Linked DNA regions of Homo sapiens: all the other regions are linked to region 1. A link is a contact called in ENCODE Hi-C or POLR2A ChIA-PET data. All regions are on one chromosome and are shown on one strand. The core of a region is the stretch at or near the end of the contact, and the rest is flanking DNA. Distances in the headings are between cores, read along the strand shown. Region 1 holds the start of STK25 (serine/threonine kinase 25). Region 2 overlaps SNED1 (sushi, nidogen and EGF like domains 1). Region 3 holds the start of LINC01237 (long intergenic non-protein coding RNA 1237). Region 4 holds the start of PDCD1 (programmed cell death 1). Region 5 overlaps PPP1R7 (protein phosphatase 1 regulatory subunit 7). Region 6 overlaps ANO7 (anoctamin 7).

Evidence for each region. Hi-C counts contacts between places; a loop is a spot of excess contacts on that map. ChIA-PET counts read pairs that join two places held with the same protein, here RNA polymerase II (POLR2A). Pooled maps may share reads with other maps.
Region 2: a loop to region 1 is called in a pooled map, with 5 times the contacts of the local background. The contact joins the enhancer-like site here to the promoter of STK25 in region 1. A Hi-C loop is called at or near these places in 1 of 168 maps with a recorded cell type or tissue (B cell), 1 of 37 single-sample maps with no recorded cell type and 4 of 50 pooled maps.
Region 3: a loop to region 1 is called in a map of CD8-positive, alpha-beta T cell, with 21 times the contacts of the local background. The contact joins the promoter of LINC01237 here to the promoter of STK25 in region 1. A Hi-C loop is called at or near these places in 12 of 168 maps with a recorded cell type or tissue (CD4-positive, alpha-beta T cell, CD4-positive, alpha-beta memory T cell, CD8-positive, alpha-beta T cell and 5 more), 29 of 37 single-sample maps with no recorded cell type and 19 of 50 pooled maps. POLR2A ChIA-PET finds 5 or more read pairs at or near these places in 2 of 52 experiments (HEK293 and OCI-LY7).
Region 4: a loop to region 1 is called in a pooled map, with 4 times the contacts of the local background. The contact joins the promoter of PDCD1 here to the promoter of STK25 in region 1. A Hi-C loop is called at or near these places in 8 of 50 pooled maps.
Region 5: a map of gastrocnemius medialis shows a loop between it and region 1 (3-fold over the local background). The contact joins the enhancer-like site here to the promoter of STK25 in region 1. A Hi-C loop is called at or near these places in 6 of 168 maps with a recorded cell type or tissue (CD14-positive monocyte, CD4-positive, alpha-beta T cell, CD4-positive, alpha-beta memory T cell and 2 more), 9 of 37 single-sample maps with no recorded cell type and 21 of 50 pooled maps.
Region 6: a map of gastrocnemius medialis shows a loop between it and region 1 (3-fold over the local background). The contact joins the enhancer-like site here to the promoter of STK25 in region 1. A Hi-C loop is called at or near these places in 1 of 168 maps with a recorded cell type or tissue (gastrocnemius medialis), 7 of 37 single-sample maps with no recorded cell type and 9 of 50 pooled maps.

What each region holds. Positions count from the first base shown.
Region 1 is chr2:241,506,628-241,510,116 of GRCh38, reverse strand. It overlaps STK25 (serine/threonine kinase 25), which reads left to right and starts at 1,533. Exons shown (of 12, transcript NM_001271977.2): 1 at 1,533-1,674; 2 at 1,982-2,111. The coding sequence starts at 2,082. LOC107985788 (a long non-coding RNA gene) reads right to left here and starts at 1,245. Exons shown (of 2, transcript XR_001739177.2): 1 at 1,020-1,245; 2 at 222-679. RefSeq lists silencers at 1,129-1,898, 2,179-2,228 and an enhancer at 2,659-2,708.
Region 2 is chr2:241,039,982-241,043,470 of GRCh38, reverse strand. It overlaps SNED1 (sushi, nidogen and EGF like domains 1), which reads right to left. Exons shown (of 32, transcript NM_001080437.3): 7 at 3,283-3,396; 8 at 3,058-3,171. The region is part of intron 1 of SNED1-AS1 (SNED1 antisense RNA 1); the gene reads left to right. It also overlaps a transcript of MTERF4 not described here. Among named protein-coding and RNA genes, the nearest start is that of SNED1-AS1, 22 kb to the left of the region's middle. RefSeq lists enhancers at 1,383-1,612, 2,063-2,112. Within about 2 kb of position 1,695, at least 4 of the 41 ENCODE cell types and tissues checked have a DNase peak (open chromatin) inside an H3K27ac peak, as active enhancers do; they include B cell, where a contact is called at or near this core.
Region 3 is chr2:241,879,777-241,883,265 of GRCh38, reverse strand. It overlaps LINC01237 (long intergenic non-protein coding RNA 1237), which reads right to left and starts at 1,903. Exons shown (of 4, transcript NR_110220.1): 1 at 1,788-1,903; 2 at 631-706. LOC105373978 (a long non-coding RNA gene) reads left to right here and starts at 1,939. Exons shown (of 3, transcript XR_924077.3): 1 at 1,939-2,151; 2 at 2,249-2,397. RefSeq lists an enhancer at 1,883-2,473.
Region 4 is chr2:241,857,008-241,860,496 of GRCh38, reverse strand. It overlaps PDCD1 (programmed cell death 1), which reads left to right and starts at 1,603. Exons shown (of 5, transcript NM_005018.3): 1 at 1,603-1,734. The coding sequence starts at 1,659. It overlaps LOC124908032 (a long non-coding RNA gene), which reads right to left and starts at 1,425. Exons shown (of 2, transcript XR_007088436.1): 1 at 420-1,425. RefSeq lists an enhancer at 1,435-2,397.
Region 5 is chr2:241,159,868-241,163,356 of GRCh38, reverse strand. PPP1R7 (protein phosphatase 1 regulatory subunit 7) reads right to left here. Exons shown (of 10, transcript NM_002712.3): 6 at 2,863-3,025; 7 at 1-72. Among named protein-coding and RNA genes, the nearest start is that of PPP1R7, 11 kb to the right of the region's middle. Within about 2 kb of position 1,601, at least 22 of the 41 ENCODE cell types and tissues checked have a DNase peak (open chromatin) inside an H3K27ac peak, as active enhancers do; they include gastrocnemius medialis, where a contact is called at or near this core.
Region 6 is chr2:241,216,033-241,219,521 of GRCh38, reverse strand. It overlaps ANO7 (anoctamin 7), which reads right to left. Exons shown (of 25, transcript NM_001370694.2): 19 at 3,284-3,429; 20 at 1,631-1,836; 21 at 1,141-1,283. Among named protein-coding and RNA genes, the nearest start is that of ANO7, 29 kb to the right of the region's middle. RefSeq lists enhancers at 486-585, 2,693-3,224 and a silencer at 1,929-2,058. Within about 2 kb of position 1,826, at least 31 of the 41 ENCODE cell types and tissues checked have a DNase peak (open chromatin) inside an H3K27ac peak, as active enhancers do; they include gastrocnemius medialis, where a contact is called at or near this core.

The DNA.
Region 1 (3,489 bases), core at 284-2,783:
ACTACCATGCCTGGCTAATTTTTGTATTTTTAGTAGAGATGAAGTTTCACCATGTTGGCTAGGCTGGCCCCGAACTCCCAACCTCAAGTGATCTGCCTGCCTCAGCCTCCCAAAGTGCTGGGATTACAGGTGTGAGCCACTGCTCCCAGCCTCTTCTAGGCACTTCGGAAAAGTGCAGCGATTACTGACCACACGAAGGCCAGAGATGCAGCAGGCATCTATTTACATGCATTAAATACATATATTATCTTCATGCATTTACACATTCATTCAACAAACATTACTGAGCGCCTGCCGTGGGCTGGCATGGTCCTGGGCACAGCTCCGCTTGCAGGAAGCCCACTTTCTCCTGGGGAGTCAAAGCACAAACAAAGCCAAGTCAGTACGTAAAGAAGCAGGGGTGATGAGAGATGCGGACCCAGGAGGGGTTCAAGGGGCTGTCCTGGACGCATGACAGGGAAGCATAGCTTCTTAAAGGACTCGGCAGTGCACCATGAGAAGACACGCACCAGGGAGCAGAGAGAAACGCCAGAACCCTCTCGAAGAAGGAGGGATGTGAGGAGGTCAGGATAGTCACCTGTGCTGAGCCATCATGGAGAGTGAGGGCCTGTAAGGGTGGACACAGTATGCAGGAGGGACAAATCTTCCTCACCGGACAGGTGGGGATCCCTGCGGTGCACTAGGGGAATGCACACAGGGGGCACTATGACCTGGCGGCCCACGGGGCACGGGGACGCACCAGGTAGCCTTGGGATCTGCAAGTCCCTCCCGGACCCTGGGGAGTGCCATGACGGCTTCCAGCAGCAGTCACTGTCCTGGGCGCGTCCCGCGCTCTAGCCCAGGTGGGTCCCACAACGGTGTGACCAAGGACGTCCTATGACCACCCCTTGACAGGTAAGGAAACTGAGGCAGGAGAGGCGAAGCAACTCGCCCAAGGAATGGGCTGTGCCGGTAGCTTCTCCAAGGCCTGGTGCGCCCTGGCCTGTGCGCGTGATCCCGGGCGGGGTCTCAGTACGAACAGGGGCTTCGCGATGTGGCCAGCGCGGGCTTATCTCCGTGCCGTGACGACAAGGCTAGAAGCCTGGGCGGCCGCGGTGGATCCTCGTGGCGAGGCGGGGAGGGCGCCGGGCCTCACTGGCCCGCTCGAACCAGGGCTGCGCAGGGCAGAGCCCAAGGGAGAGGGCCGCGCGGCCGCCGTAACGTCGGAGACGACGCCTGGCAGGCGCCAGCAAACGCAGAAGACCCGCGAGGGCGAGGCAGGGAGGGCGCGACGCGACAACGACCACGTGCCCCGCCCGCCCAGGCGCGCGGCCTGCCGGGAGACGCAGTCCAAACCTTTCGGGAGCAGGACTAGGGGTCCCAGAGAGCCTCGCGGCGCGCATGCGAGCCCCGGCCCCCTCTCGCGCAGCCTGCCGGGACTTGTAGTCCAACGCCAGCAGGCTTCCGGGCCCGGAGTGGGCGGTGGGACTCGGGGTCCCAGAGAGCCGTGCGCGGGCCGCGACGCCGAGCACCGCCCTCGCCGTCGCCTCCGGGCTTTCTCCGGTCGCTGCCGCCACCACCGTTGCTTCGCGGGCTGGGAGGCCCGGGGTCCCCGGGCGAACAGAGGCTGCGGGTGGGAGCCTTCGCGGGCGCTGCAGAGCGGGCCGGGGGAGGCCGGGATGGAGCCCCGCGGAGGTGGGCGCGCTGCCGGGCGGGGCGCTTGCGGCGATTGGGGAGGGGGCAGAGGGAGGGGCCCGGGGCGGGGCTCGGTGGCGGGGACACCGGGGCGGGGGCACCGGGAGGAAGCTGCCTTGGAAGAGGTGGGGGCGGCGACGGGAGGGGCGGCGAGCCCCCGGGAGCCTGGGCGTTAGGCCCGGGCGTGGCGGGGCCCCGGCGGCCTGGGGGGTCTCCTGGGCCCCCCCCCACCCATGGAGCCCGCCGCCCCGGAGGTCGGTCTCAGATGACTGAACTGGGCACCGAGCGCCCCTGGTGTCCCTCGCAGTGGACTGACGCCGCAGGGGCGAGCTAGCCGGCTCCGCGCCTCTCCGCGGGATCCAGACGCCTCCTGGGGCTGCTGGCGGAGGGTCTGAGGCGGCGCGGCCATGGCTCACCTCCGGGGATTTGCCAACCAGGTGAGAAGGGTGCAGGTCAGGAAGACTAGCGGCCTCTCACCGAGGGGCTCCAGAGTCTCCTGGGGGTTCAGAGGGGAGCGCCACGCCGGAGCGGGCAGTGGGGTGAGGGAAGGAGCGCGCGTCGTGCGACCAGCGGAGCCGTCCTGAGGTGGGCGCAGGGCGGCCCCGGGGCTCTGCCGTGTGCCTGTGGCGTTTTGCGTGGCAGAAGCTCGCAGGCCTCTAGAAACCGAGCCCCTGGTGGCTCCGCCTGTGCGAGGGCGGTGGAGGTGCGTGAAGAGACACCGGCGCAGGGACGGGGCGCTGCCCCCAGCGCGGGGCGGGAACCTCATGTCAGCATCCGAAGGCAGTGGAAGGTCGGGGGCCACCCTGCGGCCTCGGCCTGGGCCGCGGGTCATTCTGGCCGTGTTGGGCTGGGCAGGGGCTGTAGGGGAGACCCTGGCGGGCGCTGAGGGGCTGAGATTGTGGAGAAGCAGATCTGAGTGGCCGGTGTGCAGGGAAAGCAGAGAACACGTGTGTGCTTTGGCCCAGGGGAGGGTGAAAAGGCTGCTCTGTCAGGACCGTTTAACCCCTGCGACGGGCGGTTGCCCGAACATGAGACTCATCTTTCTTCTTTAAAGAAGTCGTTTCCACTATGGAGCCACCTTTAAGCGTCTGGTGGGACAGCCTCGGAGGGAGCCACTACGGCGAGCCCTTAGCCTGGAATGAGGACCAGCTGCTGGTGCCAAAGGGCTTGCCGGGGAAGGAGGGTGGGGTCAGCCAACCTGGGGCCTGGGGACTTGCATTCTCTACCCCTCCCCACTTTTTTGACTCTGGCCGCTGGGTTTTCTTACATCTTAGCTGTTCGGTTTTATTCTCCTTGATGCCTTGGCTCTACCTAAGGCGTTGGAATCGCCGCTAAAATGTGTGGCCCTCCTTGTTCACTCCTATGTGCTGAATGGAGAGTTGGGCCTGCAGTGGAACAGGAAGGGCGTCTGTTCGCGTAGGGGCAGGAACTGGAGTCAGGGCTGCTTTGGAGGAAACCGGACCAGCCTAGAGACCCGGAACACCATGTGCAGCTGTTGGGCCAGGCAACCTGGACCTGCGTGGTCACAGATGAGACTGGGGCTTGCTGACTGTTGCTGAATTAAGCTAACAGATTTTTGGTTTGCTTTTGGCATTCTGTATCTGGTAACTTACATGACTAAGGTGCTGGGAGAAAAATCTGCCACCAGTTTATTTTACTTTATTTTTATTTTTTTGAGACGGAGTTTCGCTTTTGTTGCCCAGGTTGGAGTGCAATGGTGCAATCTCAGCTCACTGCACCCTCTGCCTCCCAAGTACAAGCGATTCTCCTGTCTTGGCCTCCCAAGTAGCTTGGATTACAGGCATGCGCCACCAT
Region 2 (3,489 bases), core at 446-2,945, 470 kb after region 1:
CTCTTCATTTTTGTTTGTGTAAAAAAGTCTTTATTTCAGCTTAACTTTTGAAATGTAGTTTTGCTGGTAATACAGTACACTAGGTTGATGGTTTTTTCTTTCAGTGCTTTGAAGGTGTTACTCCAGTGTCTCCTGGCTTGCATTGTTTTTGACGAGAAGTCTGTTTCATTCTTGTTTCGCTGTATGTAATGTGGCTTTTTCCTCTGGCTGTTTTTGAGGTTTTTTATCATTAGTTTTCAGCAATTTGATTATGGTATGGCTTTGCATGGTTTTCTTCATGCTTTTCTTGGAAATGTGGGTTTTAGTTTTCATCAAATGTGGAAAATGTTTGGGTATTATTTCTTCACATACTTTTTCTATAACACTCCTTTCCACACCCATCTCCATCCTCCTTCGCAGACTCCAAATACGTGGATCCCAGGCTGCTTAATATTGTTCTCCATCCTCCTTTGCAGACTGCACATACATGGATCCCAGGCTGCTTGATACTGTTCTTCATCCTCCTTCACAGACTCCAAATACGTGGATCCCAGGCTGCTTGATACTGTTCTCCATCCTCCTTCGCAGACTCCAGATACGTGGATCCTATTACCCTAATATCGTTCTGCAGGTTGCTGAAGATCTCTTCTTTTTCTTTTAGTCTTATTCTCTCTGTGATGCATATTGAATTGTTTCTGTTTCACTCTTCAGGTTCATTGATCTTTCCTTCTGCAATATCTAACCTGCTGTAAATACTATTCAGTGTATTTTAAAAACTCAGATATATTTTTCATTTCTACAAGTTTTTAAAAATACCTTCTACTTCTCATTAGGTTTTTTTCCCCTCAACAATCTTGATTATAGGAGCATATTCATAATAGATAATTAAACATTTGTATCTGCTAATTCTGTCATTTCTGGTGCCTGTTTCTATTGATCTATTTTTCTCCTGACTGTGAGTTATATGTTACTTCTTTGTAGACCTGATAATTTTTGACTGGGTATTTTGGAGTTCTGGATTCTGTTGTATTATTGATATACTCCTGTTGAGGAGTATAGGATTTTATTCTGGCACATGGCTCAATGACTTAGGATCAGTTTGATCCTTTTAAGCTTTCTTTAAGATCTGTTAGGGCAGGTCGACATTAGTCTTTAGTTCAGCACTACTAAAGTGACACCCCACTGAGGACTCTATGCAATAGACTCCCAGCCCTGTTTGAGCTCCAGGAAGTGTTTGACTTACTGCTTTCTAGTGGTTCTTTCCCCAGCCTTGCAGATTTCATCCTGAGCCTGATAATAATAAGCCAAAATTCAGGGAGGTCTCCTCTTGATCTCATGCTCCCTCCTGCCTCAGGAGCACCATCCTGTAGCCACTGAACTAGGATCTTTGTCTCCTCAATTCAAAGGGACTGCTGGACTCTCAGTTCCTCCTCCCAGCACAGTGGAGTGGAAACTGCCCCAGGCAGAATCTGGGGCAATTGTAGGGCTCACCTCATTTGATTCCCTTTTCTCAGGGGTGACAGGCTTGTGCTGTCTGTTGTCTAATGGCTGAAAAGGGTTTCACAGATTTTGTCTGTTTTTCTAGGTGTTGATGGTGAGAGGGAAATTCCAAGAGCAGTTAATTCTTGTTGGCCAGAAGCAGAAGACTAGAGACTCTTTTTTGTAGTGTCCAATTTGTGGCCCACTTCCTGTCAGACCTGATTAGACTGTCAGCATCTGCGCCTTGTAATACAGTCAATCAGTCATTACGTTAGCACCACCGTCAGTCTGTTGTTTCTTTCTTCTTCCTCTTTTGTTTTTTTTTAGACAGAGTCTCACTCATTCTGTTACCCAGGGTGGAGTGCAGTGGTGCGATCTCAGCTCACTGCAACCTCTGCCTCCCGGGTTCAAGCAATGCTCCAGCCTCAACCTCCCGAGTAGCTGGGATTACAGGCATGCAGCACCACGTCTGGCTAACTTTTGTATTTTTGGTACAGATGGGGTTTCACCACGTTGGCCAGGCTGGTCTTGAACTCCTGACCTCAAGTGATCCGCCCGCCTCAGCCTCCCAAAGTGCTGGGATTACAGGCATAAGCCACCACACCCGGCCAGTCTGTTTCTTATTATTCACTCTACTTGCATCATTATTCTGTAGAAAACACGGTTTATTTGCAAAAAATTTTTGAAACCACTTATCCGTTTCCTGACATGAATTTAGTGAAATACATTGATATTTAGATAACAATCTGGGCAAAGTGAGCTGTGACACGGAACAGTGACTTTAAAGCAGCCAAATAGGTGAGGCTGCCTCCTCCCGCTCCTGCCCCACCCTCCCCTCAGGACACACCCTGGCCTCCCATGCACTCGGCAAAGACTGATGGAGGGCCCATGACCCTCTGTGTCTTACGGGTAAAACAGAATTTCCTCCTGAATTTTTTAAACTAAAAATAACCTGAATAGTTTGTCTTTAGCATCTCCCTGGAGAGAAGCAGCACCTGGTGCGTCCACAGAAGTCGGCACAGTGGGTGAGCCTCTGGAGGCAGGTGCAACAATCAGACACGAAAGCCATTTTTATACTGTAGGCTGCAATCTCCAGTTGGCCTTTTAATTCCTCTAACAAGTCACAACTAGCAGTTAAACAACACAAAATAGAATAGAAAATAGTGAAAGGTCAGTTTTCTTTCTGATTCCCGTTACTTTCCCTTGTGTGCTGAGGGTTCTAGAGTAGGAGAGGAAGATGTTAAAAAAGTCAAGAGTCACCCAGGCTGGAAGAGGAGACTTGTGAACTTTGTCATCCCTCCTGGCATTTCACAGATGGAAACCAAGGCCCAGAGAGGGGAAGGGGTTGCTCAGCCTCACACAGCACCCTGGAGGCAGCATCCATCTTTTGCTTCCTATTTTCCCTGCAGTTGGTGGCTTAGGATCCAGGCTGAGCGGGAAGCGCTGGGGAGTGGGAAGGGGGCAGAGGCATCCTCCCACCCCAGAGACAGGTGTGAGGTGAGTCAGATGGCAAGGAAGGAAGGGGAAAGTGGCTATGGGGGTGTTCACGGCACAAAGCCACCATCAGCCATGGTGGCCTGCAGGCACTTGGCCAGTTACCTGTCTCACAGCGAAGTCCCTTGAAGGGCTCGGCACACAAGCAGGTGTAATTCCCCACTAGGTCAACACAAGAGCCTCCATTCAGGCAGGGGTCAGGGCTGCAGTCGTCCACATCTGAGGGGCAGCAGAGGTGCGGGCTTGGCTTGAGCCAGGCCACAACCACCCTGTGCCCAGCACCTGGCCACGGGCAGGAGCCCCTCTCCAATCCGAAGCCAGGCCACTCACCCATCTCGCAGGCTGCTCCGGTGTATCCGGCCTGGCACACACACACCGCAGAGCCATTCTCCACCTGGCACTGGCCACCATGTTGACACTCTTTGGTGTCACAGGGGGATTGGGCTAGAGTGAGGAGGTGTAGACAGGACGATGGACTCCCAGTTATGGTTACCTGAGGGGACAGAAACCCCTGGGACGTACACTGAGCCCCACCCC
Region 3 (3,489 bases), core at 654-3,153, 370 kb before region 1:
TCAAAAAACACGAAGTAAAAACGGACGGAACTGAAAGAATAGAGAAATTCACTGTCCTAGTTGGAGATGTAACAGCTCTCTCGGGACTGCAAGCACAGCGGGTGGGACAGGAAGGATTCGCCGGTTTAAAGAGCACTGTCAACCAGCTGCACCTCATTAACTCTTGGCGAGCATCCCACCCCACAGCTGCAGAACACAAGTAATTTTTGAGTGTATACGGAGCATTTACAAAGATAGGGCTTATGTTAAACAGTAAGAATAAGTCTCTGTAATTTTAAAAAGTGAGATCCTGCAGTTTGTTCCTTGATCAAAATGGAATTAAATCAGTAATAGCAAGATTCCTTTTAGACTCTCCACATATTTGGAAAGTGGGCAATACTCTTCTAAATATGCTTCTCAGAATAGAGGGTTTAAAAAATAAATACACACATAAAGAGATTCTTCTAAATAAAGCATGGGTCAAAGAAGAAATCCAAAGAAAATTAGCACTTATTTCAAATATCCATCAAAATATTACACAAAAATTGTAGCATAGTCTTAGAGGAAGATTTGTGACTTTAAATACTGACGACATTTCAACAAAGAAGGTACACAGTGATCAATACACTCATGAAAGGGTGTTCAACTCACCCGTCACAAGGAAATGCAAACTAACGCCTCACTGAGATCTGCCAAACTTCTGGTGCCGACTGTGACCTGGCCGCGCCTGCGGGGGGCAGAGGAGAGAAGGAGACTGGGGGTGAGGTCCACGTGTCCCAGGCAGGGGGACAGAGGCCAGAAGAAAGTGGCTGCGGGTGAGATCCACATGTCCCAGCCAGGGACGGAGAGGAGGGAGAACCGGACAGCAGCATCTGCTTCCAGCCACGTCACGTGTTTGGAGAGGCGGTGTCACCTCAGTGTGAGGAATGGCCACTCAGGACACGTCTGGACTTCCTCCCAGCCACCTCTCACCAGGGATCAGAATCCCGGCCCCGGGGACCCTCGACCCATAAACATCTTGGGCCTACAGCACCACCAAGCACGCCACAGCCTTGGCCTGGGGCTGCTTCAGAGACACCGCACGGAGGGCTTCTCACTTCCCCAGCCAGGAGCCACCCACGCTGCACCCGGGGAGGCCCCAGTTGCATCTGTCCCACCTTTCAGACCGAGCCAGCCAGAGGCGCCCAGAAAGACTATGCCAGGCCTCAGCTGTGTTGAAACCCAGGTTGGGGACAGTGGCAGGACCTGTGCCAGCGTCTGCCCTTGCTCCTGGCTGGATTCAGTTACTTGGCTGGGCCCCAGTGAAGGCGCAGAGGGCACCACCACCTGCACAGGAAGGGAAGGAAGCCCACAGCAGAGCCAGCACACGTGTGGCCACGCCCCGGCCCAGCCCCCCCTCACACGTGGCCACACCCCCTGCCCAGCCCCCTTACATGTGGCCACACCTCCGATCAGCCCCCTTCCACACGTGGTCACGCCCCCTGTTCAGCCTCCTCGCACATGACCACGCCCCCGTCCAGCCCCCGCACACAGGGCCACTCCTCTAGCCCAGCCCCTCACACGCGTGACCACGCCCCTTAGTCTCCTCGCTCGTGGCCACGCCCCCTGCACGGCCCCCTCGCGCGTGGCCACACCCCTGTCCAGCCACACACACACACACACACACACACACACACACACACACACACACACGCTGGGCCACGCCCCTACCCAGCCCCCTCACACGTATGGGCACGCCCCTGCTCAGCGCCCTCACACGCATGGCCACCCCCCGTCCAGCCCCTTAACGCGTGCTGCCCCGTGCCCACCTACAGCGGCCTCCTCCGCACCAGGGCTGACCCAGTGTGGGGTCCAGGTGGGCTCTGGTAGGCCCCCGGGCAGAGCTGTGCCCCGCGTCACTGAGGATGCACAGAGAAAAAGGAAGGGGCGGAGGAAGCGGAAACCCGAGCAGCGCTGCCTGGGCGTGGCAAGCCCGCTAGTTTTCCCGCCCGCTCATCTGCTTTCCCTCCCTCCATAATAAGTGTGGCACCTGGAGTGTGTGACTTTCATGATTTTCTTTTAGGAGAAACATAACGCAGTCCTCTGTCCCGCCCCTCCTGCAGGGAATGGTCATGGGGGCGTAGTTAACCCCATGCGTGCGGAGGTACACCTTGGAGCCCAGCGCCGACACAGGTCAGGAGAGTGTTAGCCACTGCTGAATGACTCCTGTTGTGTGCAAAATTGTTTTGACTTTTAAAGACTACACACAACCCATTCTGCCATTATTTAGGGTGAATTATACTGCTGGGTCACAAGAAGAAGACGTGGCTCCTCTTGATGCTGAGGGAGGCCTGGAAGTCATTGCTGGGAGCTTGGGAAGAGGGCTCCCCGAGGCAGAGCCTCCCAGGGGACAGAGGCGGCCCAGCGATGACCTGGGAGGTGAGCACAGGTGTGCGGGGCCCCTCGGGGCCCACCATAAGGCCCCACAGCAGGCCCTAACCTCCCCCATGTGTCCTAAGGCAGTTCCATTTGCATTGGCAATGGTCATTTCACTACTTCTGACCTGGAAGCGAGGTATATGTTTGGAGGTGACACGAGGCTCCCAAAGGGGTGCTATAGGGCGCCTTTTCTTATTTTATAAAACTTACATCGAAATGAGCCGCACCCTGAGGGGCAGCCCACCTGCTCACCCCTGGAGGGACTCTCCCAGGGCTGAGGGTCTTCCCCAGATGCTTCACCCGGGCTCCTCCAAGTGTGGGGTGGCCTTCAGTCTGCTGCGAAGAGGATGTGGGGTGTCTGGCAGCCACTCTGCTCTGGATTTGCGGGAACCTCTGCTGCCTCCCTGGTGCCCCTTGATTGGCGCTGGGTCTAGGAACCCCCTCTGGGTTGGAACTGGACTTGAAAAGGTCATTTTCTGCCTGCACCCACCAAGGCCACCTGGGGCTGTGGAGCCAGGAAACCCCTGTCACTCTCCTCAGATGCTGGCCCGAGGGCACCCTCAGTCTCCCTGAGTCCAAATCACCTTTTCTTCCCAAATGACCCAGCAGCCTAGGCCAGCCCCAGCTGGAAAGACTGCTCCCCTCTCTCCTCCGCTCTGCTCCCCTGCCCTCTCTTCCCCTCCCCTCCCTTCCTTTCTTCTGCTGGCGGAAGTCCTGTGCCAATCCCACATCCACATCCGTCACTGCACTCCTGGATCACACCTGGACAGACACAGAACTAGTCCTGGGAGTGATCCCAGGGCCAGGACCCTAGTAATGAGTTATCTAAATGTCTCTGGGTGTCTGGAATTGGTTCTCTGCTCCAACTAGCTTTAAAGGCATTCACGCTCTGTTCCCAGGGGTACCAGGGTGCTAGCTGCCCACAGGAGTAGCATACAGGCACTCAGATTGCCACCTGCAGACATCTGTAATCAAATGGCCATAGGATGCCTGGCCCTGGGCATCAAGGGAAAAATTTAGGGGTGTAGCTGGGTGGGCGGATGCTTCTAAGTGTGCTGGAGAACTTGGGGAAAAAGAGAAAGGCCTCCAATTT
Region 4 (3,489 bases), core at 354-2,853, 350 kb before region 1:
AGAGGACAGCTTCGTCCCACAAAGCTCAGAGCCTTGAGGAAGGCCCACTGCTGCCCTGGAACAGAGACAGCATTCAACAGAGGTTGGAACAAGGCTCTACAGGGCTGGGGGCAGAGGGAGGTTCTGTCCAGAATCTGCCTTCAGGACAAGTACAGCCAGCAGGGGCAGCTTAGCCACTTATCCACTGCCTGGGCGAGGCACAGGGCTATGGAGGCACCTACCAACCAACAGTTCTCCAGCCCCAGAGCCCCAGCCCCTGAGGCACAAGGGTGGGTGTGCCAGGAGACAGTTGCTGCGGGCCACCTTAGCTGTCTGGCAGCACAGTGGGTGCTGCCAGGCTCCCTGGGGGCCCCCCGCCAAGCCCACCTGGCCAGCTGGGCCCCCCCCACCTCCCCACCAAGCCACCCACACAGCCTCACATCTCTGAGACCCGGGAGTGGCCCTTTGTTCATAAACGAGAGCTTCCTCGCCGTGGCCGCGCCTCGCAGACATCATCTTTGATGCTCTTTTTCCACTGTTTCGGTGCTTTAATGTTTTCCCTTCAGAGCCGGGCCGAGTGTCTCTCGGAGCCAGGCAGCCGCGCCAGCTGTCAGGCGGTTTCTAGCCTCGCTTCGGTTATTTTAAGCTGATGAGCCTGACGCATCTCATCACTAATATCAGCAGTTTCATTTCTCCTGTTTTCCATTCGCTGTAATAAAATGCTCAGCACAGAATACAAGGAGATAAGCAAGCCATTTCACAAACGCCGGGCCGCCAGCCAGGCCCAGGCACTGGACCCCCTGAACCACCCCACCCTGGCACGAGTGGGCTGGAGGGCAGGGCCCCGGGGAAGAAGGTCAAGGCTGGAAGGGGAGGTCAGCCTCACAGCCAGCCCCTGCCACCGCCCCAGCCCCCCCGTCAGGCTGTTGCAGGCATCACACGGTGGAAAGATCTGGAACTGTGGCCATGGTGTGAGGCCATCCACAAGGTGGAAGCTTTGAGGGGGAGCCGATTAGCCATGGACAGTTGTCATTCAGTAGGGTCACCTGTGCCCCAGCGAAGGGGGATGGGCCGGGAAGGCAGAGGCCAGGCACCTGCCCCCAGCAGGGGCAGAGGCTGTGGGCAGCCGGGAGGCTCCCAGAGGCTCCGACAGAATGGGAGTGGGGTTGAGCCCACCCCTCACTGCAGCCCAGGAACCTGAGCCCAGAGGGGGCCACCCACCTTCCCCAGGCAGGGAGGCCCGGCCCCCAGGGAGATGGGGGGGATGGGGGAGGAGAAGGGCCTGCCCCCACCCGGCAGCCTCAGGAGGGGCAGCTCGGGCGGGATATGGAAAGAGGCCACAGCAGTGAGCAGAGACACAGAGGAGGAAGGGGCCCTGAGCTGGGGAGACCCCCACGGGGTAGGGCGTGGGGGCCACGGGCCCACCTCCTCCCCATCTCCTCTGTCTCCCTGTCTCTGTCTCTCTCTCCCTCCCCCACCCTCTCCCCAGTCCTACCCCCTCCTCACCCCTCCTCCCCCAGCACTGCCTCTGTCACTCTCGCCCACGTGGATGTGGAGGAAGAGGGGGCGGGAGCAAGGGGCGGGCACCCTCCCTTCAACCTGACCTGGGACAGTTTCCCTTCCGCTCACCTCCGCCTGAGCAGTGGAGAAGGCGGCACTCTGGTGGGGCTGCTCCAGGCATGCAGATCCCACAGGCGCCCTGGCCAGTCGTCTGGGCGGTGCTACAACTGGGCTGGCGGCCAGGATGGTTCTTAGGTAGGTGGGGTCGGCGGTCAGGTGTCCCAGAGCCAGGGGTCTGGAGGGACCTTCCACCCTCAGTCCCTGGCAGGTCGGGGGGTGCTGAGGCGGGCCTGGCCCTGGCAGCCCAGGGGTCCCGGAGCGAGGGGTCTGGAGGGACCTTTCACTCTCAGTCCCTGGCAGGTCGGGGGGTGCTGTGGCAGGCCCAGCCTTGGCCCCCAGCTCTGCCCCTTACCCTGAGCTGTGTGGCTTTGGGCAGCTCGAACTCCTGGGTTCCTCTCTGGGCCCCAACTCCTCCCCTGGCCCAAGTCCCCTCTTTGCTCCTGGGCAGGCAGGACCTCTGTCCCCTCTCAGCCGGTCCTTGGGGCTGCGTGTTTCTGTAGAATGACGGGTCAGGCTGGCCAGAACCCCAAACCTTGGCCGTGGGGAGTCTGCGTGGCGGCTCTGCCTTGCCCAGGCATCCTTGGTCCTCACTCGAGTTTTCCTAAGGATGGGATGAGCCCCATGTGGGACTAACCTTGGCTTTACGACGTCAAAGTTTAGATGAGCTGGTGATATTTTTCTCATTATATCCAAAGTGTACCTGTTCGAGTGAGGACAGTTCTTCTGTCTCCAGGATCCCTCCTGGGTGGGGATTGTGCCCGCCTGGGTCTCTGCCCAGATTCCAGGGCTCTCCCCGAGCCCTGTTCAGACCATCCGTGGGGGAGGCCTTGGCCTCACTCTCCCGGATCGAGGAGAGAGGGAGCCTCTTCCTGGGCTGCCCGTGACCCTGGGCCCTCTGTGTACACTGTGACCACAGCCCGCTCCTGGACCCTCTGTGCCCGGCTGGCCCTCTGTGCCCAGCCAGCCTGCACCTGGGGATGCCAAGGCCTGGGGAGGGTGGTTTCACCCAGGCCAAGCCTAAGACAGTCCCTCTGGGCCCTGCTGGGTACCGGGGTGTGACACCACTGGGAGGACAAGATGAGGGGCACCCCTGGGGCCGCCCTGACACCCCCTCGAGGCTCCTGCCCCGGGGGTCCTGGTGCCCCTTCACTGTGGCAGGCGACTGGGGGTTCCCCACCTCGGCCCCTCTCCCGGGGCCTGCTCCCCGGCACCTGAGGCAGCATCCTTGTCAGGGCCGTGCCTTCCTGCCTCAGCGCCACCTCTTAAGGTTGGCCCGTGGGTCACTCAGGACTCAGAACTGGAGATTCTGGGCAAAAGGCAAAGAGCAAAGGGCCAAAAGGCATCCCAGGGAGACGACTGCGGGGGAACCAGAGGGCAGAGGGGCGCTCGTCACAGGGGAGGGGGAGCTGAGCGAGGCAGGAGGGGAGCCGAGCCTCTCCCCCCGTGTCCCGGCTCTTCAGGCACGCCCTCGGGACGCCACCCTCCCCGACCCAGGCGGGAAAGATAAGAGCAAGGTGTCCGCAGCCTGACACTCGTGCCTCAGGTGCCCGCGCTTGTGCCGGACAAGACTCTCACAGGTGGCATGCCTCGGTTTCCCCACTGGTAACAGCACAGGGCACTCAGCAAGGCGCAGTGGGCATGACTGGGGTCCTGTGGGTCCTGACCCAGATGTGGCCACCCCGGCCGCAGTGGTCTTCATTCCAGGATGCCTCTTTTCCCTCCTGATCTATTCACTGCGTTCGCCATTCGGTCATTCCCGGGGCCACCACTCCCACCTCAGGTGTGTGCTTCCCTTGTGTTTTATGAGATATCCCCAACCCGGCTGCTTATTGGCCCCGTCCGAGGGCAGGAGCATAAATAAGAGCCTCTGCTTTGGCGTGGGACCACTGT
Region 5 (3,489 bases), core at 352-2,851, 350 kb after region 1:
AAGTTTAGTAATTTTGTTTTTCCCCAAAAACAAACTCTCCAGGTTGGTTAAGGTGTCGATATTTTCGATTGCCTGTGGAAAGGACAGAACAGCAATGAGTACTGCAGTTGACAGGCTGCCCCAGGCAGCCAGCAGGTGCCTGGACCGGGGCAGAGCTATGTGGGCTTCAGCTCTGCGATGTGGGGCTAGTGACGTATCTGCTAAGACTTCCAGTGGAAATCCTACTTGAAGGTAGAATACAATAGTGGCGAGTCCAAGACTGTCTTGAGCTCATTCCCAACCCTCAGATTTCCTGGGGTGCTGAGGAACAGTCTCAGAACCCAAGGACCAGTAGATTCCCAAGTCCCTTCCAGTTCTAAATTTGTGAGCTGACACATTAAAATGTCCCCCTGTCGGGCGTGGAAATCCCAGCACTTTGAGAAGCTGAGGCAGGTGGATCACAAGGTCAGATAGAGACCATCCTGGCTAACACGGTGAAACCCTGTCTTTATTAAAAATACAAAAAAATTAGCTGGGCGTGGCGGCGGGTGCCTGTAGTTCCAGCTACTCCGGAGGCTGAGGCAGGAGAATGGCGTGAACCCAGGAGGCAGAGCTTGCAGTGAGCCGAGATTGTGCCACTGCACTCTAGCCTGGGCAACAGCACGAGACTCCGTCTCAAAAAAAAAAAAAAAAAGTCCTCCCAAGAGCCTCAGTCTCTACAGAAGAGAGGTACGGGGCACTCTGACCTCAAGTCTTTGAAATCCTGGGACCCTCACTTAGGATTCCTGGGGGGCCCTCACACCACAGCACTCTGCCCCTCTTGCCCAGTTTCCACACCCTCCTACATCACTCTTGCTGTGATCGTGTGCTCCTCTATTCAACCATAAACCTCCAGAGGCAGTGACCACGCTGCCCTGTCTGGTCTCCCCATGGTGACTTGCCTACAGCAGGATGTTTAATGACTGTTTATTGATTTGACTTCAGTTTCCCTCCTCTGTCAGTTCACTCTCTCTCAGAACAAGTCATTCTTTAAATATTTCAGCAGACACAAAATAACCAGATAAGGTGCATGCTAACCAGGTGGGGACTCTAGGAGGGGAGATGGTGTGCTAATCCACACACCACTGCAGGACTTGGCGGGGGCAGGGGCATCCTCACATGCTGTAGCCTGCATTAATTTGTGATGAGCCACTGTTGCCCTAGAAAGTTCCATAGTGAGACACTTGGTAAAATGCGGACATCTGGGCTGCTCTCTAGTTTTAAATGTGCTGCTTTGCTATTTGTGGCCATGACATCTCTAACAATAACTGTCAAGAGACTGTTGCCAAAACCACCCTCCCTTGGTTTGTATCCTGTCCAAGCTCTCAAGGGCCCAGGACAGACAGAGAATGCTGTAATACTTCCAGAAGCCAAGTAGAGGGGCATTCTGAACATGGGCAGGGGCGGATGTGCTTAGACACAGCTGCCAAAGCCACTAAGCCAGGCCGGGGGAGCAAAGGCTCCGTGCCATGACCCTGATTAGGAGCCAGGCACGGGGCTCAAGTGTTCTTCTGGCTGAGAGAAGTCCTCCTTCCTGCCCACGGGAACCCTCCCTCCTCCCTGCCTGGCAGATCCACCTCCAATGTCAGTCCTCCTGGGACGCCCTCCCAAGTTCCCCTCCAGCACATGACGGTGGTTATGAGTCAGCTGGTGAAGACTTGATCCTGCTTCTGTGGAACACCAGATCACTTTTCAAAATTCTTTTATTTCCATTCTGTCCCACGTTTTCAAGGTCAAATGGATCCTGGAGAACAGATCTAATCCTGCTGGGGACGGTGTCCAGGAGTATAAAGCTGTCCAGGGAGGAAGGCCCAACTCAGCACTGCCTTTGGGAGTGTGTCAGCATCAAGAGGTTTTCTAAAGCCCCCGGTATGTACATCAGTTCACTCCAAGTGACCACTTTGCTGGGCTTGGGAAACTTTCATCTCGAAGAAGCATGCCAGAGAAGATGACCATGATCAAGAGGCTTTCTAAAGCCCCGGTATGTACATCAGTTCACTCCAAGTGACCACTTTGCTGGGCTTGGGAAACTTTCATCTCGAAGAAGCATGCCAGAGAAGATGACCATGATCAAGAGGCTTTCTAAAGCCCCGGTATGTACATCAGTTCACTCCAAGTGACCACTTTGCTGGGCTTGGGAAACTTTCATCTCGAAGAAGTATGCCAGAGAAGATGACCATGATCAAGAGGCTTTCTAAAGCCCCGGTATGTACATCAATTCACTCCAAGTGACCACTTTGCTGGGCTTGGGAAACTTTCATCTCGAAGAAGCATGCCAGAGAAGATGACCATGATCAAGAGGCTTTCTAAAGCCCCGGTATGTACATCAATTCACTCCAAGTGACCACTTTGCTGGGCTTGGGAAACTTTCATCTCGAAGAAGTATGCCAGAGAAGATGACCATGATCAAGAGGCTTTCTAAAGCCCCGGTATGTACATCAGTTCACTCCAAGTGACCACTTTGCTGGGCTTGGGAAACTTTCATCTCGAAGAAGCATGCCAGAGAAGATGACCATGAGGAAGTTCAAGAGCAAGGCATTCAGGTTGGTTGGTTCATCTCAGGCAGAATGTAACTGGGAACAGTGTGATTCAGGGTCATGATCTGGATGAAGAGCAACTGAAATCTACGTGCGGAAGAAAGGCTAGACCACTCAGGACTTACTGATACTGACTTTCAGTTAGCATTTTTTCTTAAAAAAATAGTAATTTCCTTGTTCATGAAAAAAATCACAGCATTGTAAGAAATGCAGACTCACCATGCATTCTACATACACCCACTGAGTCCACACACAGCCCGCTAGCTGCCTCTCCCTGAATATACTAGTCAGGGCTGTCTGCACCTACCCGGATGCGGTTAGATCCCAGCTCTAGCATCTGTAGTTGATGTAAGTTGCTTAAGTTCTCAATTTTACTGATTTTATTGTTGACCAAGAAGAGTTTTTTCAGTCGTGTCAACTTGTCAACCCCTTCGATGTTTCTCAGCAGATTAAAAGAAATATCTAGAATCCTGAGAACAACCAAAACAGTTTTTTAAAAAAATTTCACGAGCATAGGTTGCATAGAACTCACAATTTAACCACTAAAGGTGGCGTCCCCATCAGGGGACGGCAGTCACTACCGGGTGGGAGAGGGTGGGGGGTTCTGACTGTGCCCCTGCTGCCGCCTGGCTCACACTGATGCTGTCATGAGGGATTTGGAGGCTGCCCAGGAGCCCGGAGCAAGCCAGAGGCAGCCTACAGGCTCCTGATGCCCTGGCTCCCAGTATGGTATTTGAGGCAGAAACTATGTTTTGTTCACACTTGTGCCCATGACAGGACCTCACACCAGGCTCTGCACACAGAAGGGGCCTGAGAAGTATTGAATTAGAAACAGAAACAAAACAAGCAAAAATGAATGAGCGACAAAGGGCAGAAATCCAGGTAAAGTTATAACTAGGACCTGGCTCCTTCTTTTTTAATTTTAATTTTAATT
Region 6 (3,489 bases), core at 577-3,076, 290 kb after region 1:
ATATATGCCATCGGTTCCAAATAAGCAAAAGAATAATAATAAAAAAAACAACCAGAACACTTTTACCCATCCACCAGAAGTCAGGAGAGGAGGAATAAAAAAGATAAAGAATAAAAGGAAAAAGTAAGTATCCATTATGAAGAGATCACAAGTATGAATTCGTACACAACTAAAAAGCTCAAAATACATAGAGCAAAAGCAAAACCTGAGAGAGACCGATATGAAAAGACTGATAACCCTATGGTTTCGTAATTTTACTGCTGAGATTTGCTCCAACATTAGGAGACTATGATGCTTTTCAAGTTTATTGAAACACATGCAAAACTTCATTGTAACCAGATCACAAAGGAAGTCTCCACAACTGCGGGTGAAGTACATCTACCTGCTCTGCAGGTTCTATTATGGTATGAGGCCACCACTTCTCCTGTTGTCCTTCCCAGTTTCTCCCCAACCTCCCCTTTTCCCTAGTTTATAAGACAGGAGAAAAGGAAGAAAGCAAAAAGCTGGAAAGAAACAGAAGATAAATAGCTAGATGACCTTGGCGCCACCACCTGGCCCTGGCGGTTAAAATAACAATAATATTAACCCCTGACCAAAACTACTGGTGTTATGTGTGAATTCCAGACGCTGTATGAGAAAGCACCGTAAAACTTTTTGTACCGTTAGCTGATGTATGTAGCCCACAGTCACGTTCCTCACGCTTACTTGATCTATTATGACTCTTTCACGTAGACCCTTAGAGTTGTAAGCCCTTCAAAGGGCTAAGAATTTCTTTTTCGGCGAGCTCCGCTCTGAAGACACGAGTCTGCCGACGCCCCCGGCCGAATAAAAAAACCTCTTCCTTCTTTAATCCGGTGTCTGAGGAGTTCTGTCTGCGACTCGTCCTGCTACACTATGACCAACTAGCAATTCACCTAGAATCCACGATTTGCCCTCCAGCCCCGCAAAGCTCCGTCCCTTACCGCGGGGAACCTCCCCCCAGCCCCTGCCCACGGCGCCCCCAGCTCCCCCCCTCCCCCGGCCTTGCCCGGCGGCGCCCGCCCCTCCCGGCTCCCCACCGCCGCACCCCCACCCCACCCGAGCCCCGCTCCGCCTCGTCCTCGTGCGCCCGCGGCCCCCTCCACCTGGCGCGGGGCTCACCTGCACGTGCGGTTGTGCGCGGCGGCGAAGGAGGACGGGGCTCGCGCCAGCGTGAAGTTGAGGAAGCCGCGCAGGTCGTGGGCGCGGGTCCACCGGTAGTAGGCGCGCGGCAGGAAGTCGGACGAGAAGGCCAGGAGGAAGGCCTGGGCGCCGGAGGGGTCAGCGCGAGGCGGCCCCCGCTCCGCCCCTGCGCGCCCCCGCTCCGCCCCTGCGCGCCCCCGCTGCCCCCCCGCCCCGCCCCTGCGCGCCCCCGCTCCGCCCCTGCGCGCCCCCGCTGCCCCCCCCGCCCCGCCCCTGCGCGCCCCCGCTGCCCCCCGCCCCTGCCCGCCCCCGCCGCCCCCCCGCCCCGCCCCTACGAGCCCCCGATGCCCCCAGCCCCGCCCCTGCGCGCCCCCGCTGCCCCCGGCCCGCCCCTGCGCGCCCCCGCTGCCCCCCCCGCCCCCGCCCCTGCGCGCCCCCGCCCCGCCCCGCGCTCCCGCCCGGGCCTCACGTTGCTGATGACCGCCAGGTGCGTGAGGCCCGCCAGGATGTGGAACCAGATGCCGATGTCCTGGGCGCGCTCGGCCACCGGGCGCCGGTACTCGCAGACGAACTTGCGCGCGTCCAAGCGGATCTCCACCCAGTTGTTGAGCAGGGCGAAGAGCGGCGCGAGCGGACAGGCGGCCACGAAGATGGTGACGAAGCCGAACTGCAGCACTGCGGGGAGGGGGTCACGGCCGGGCTCTCCGCCACCGTCCGCCCTCAGCCCTCGGAACGCGCCCCCCGCGGAGGACCGGCCAGTCCACGTGGTGCCGCCACCCCATCGCGGCTCATTCCGCCCCCACCTCCTGGTCTCCCTCGTCCTGGACCGCGCAGCGCCAGGGCCGCCTCTCCTGACCGGCCTCAGGCCGGCTGTCCTGCCCTGCGCTCCGTGCTTCTGGCTGGTCACGGGCCTTCTCCGGCTCGGTGAGCTCAGGAACTAACTCAGGGCAGGCGTTGGGGCAGAAACCTGCTCCTGATTTTACAACCAGCTTCTCCAGTCACCCCACAGGGGAGCTGTTAGGAGAGGGCTCTTTGGAAGGGGCTTCTGGGTCTTCGCCGAGAATTACTAGTGAGATCATTGGGGTCCAGGGTTCAGTGGAGGAGGGTCAGGGCGTCCACTCCTCGCCCTGGGAACTGGCCTGCTCCCTTTCCACAGATGCCGCGGCTACGCTGGGGAGCTCCGGGGCCTGCCGGCTCACATGCCCGCTTGCTAGGTTAAGAGCTGCCTGCCGGGCACAGTTTCTCACGCCTGTAATCCCCAGCACTTTGGGAGGCTGAGGCAGGTGGATCACCTGAGGTCAGGAGTTCGAGACCAGCCTGGCCAACACGGTGAAACTCCGCCTCTACTAAAAATACAAAATTAGCCGGGCGTGGTGGTGGGCGCCTGTAATCCCAGCTACTCGGGAGGCTGAGGCAGGAGAATTGCTTGAACCTGGGAGGTGGAGGTTGGAGTGAGCCGAGATGGCGCCACTGCACTCCAGCCTGGGCGACAGAGGGAGACTCCGTCTCAAAAAACAAAACAAAAACAAACAAACAAACTGCCTGATGATTCCTTCTCCCTTTTGTCAGCTCAGAGTCAGACCCTGCACTGCAGGGACGGCACAGGTGATACAGACCCACCCTCCAGAGTGCACCACCCGTGCAGGCAGTGAGCCCCTGGCACTGGCCACCACCTGGTAAGGTGACAGTGGTAGGTCTGCAAATAGCGTGGGCATTGAGATTTCTGGGAACATTGGCTCTCCAGGCCGCTGCCTCCCACTGTGGCTTCACCCTTGGAGGACTTCTGTCAGCCCCCAGGGCCTGCTCTCCTAATTCTTCCCTTGCTCTGGCCCATGCTTTCTAGGTCCAGGGACCCCAGGGGAGCTCTGCAACGGCCGCGGGGGCCTCCTCCCCGTGCCGGTGCCCCTCTGTCCTCAGCCAACCCTCTTGGGCACTCTCAGGGGAAAAGAATTCCTTTCTGGATTCTCCACAGGCCCGACCCTCTGTTCCCACCCCACCCCCACAGCACATTTCAGGGCAGATGCAGACACAGGAATGTCAGGCTGGGAGGCCCTTGAGCAGAGTGGCCACCCATCCCTGCCCACGGCGCCAGCCATTGCCGCAGCTGCTAACGGGCTCCTACCCATTTCCAGGTACTCGTCAAACAGACCCTCACAGGGCACAAGCTCATAGTCGTCCTCCCAGGGCCCCTGGCTAGCCCCTGCAGAAGCTCCCGCCTTCCTCTTCTTGGAGCGAAGCCGGAACTTCTGCCACCAGCCCTTTAGCTTCCTGGGGACGGGAATACAGGAAAATGGCCTTTGATCCAACATGGGTCTCAGTGGCTGCTAT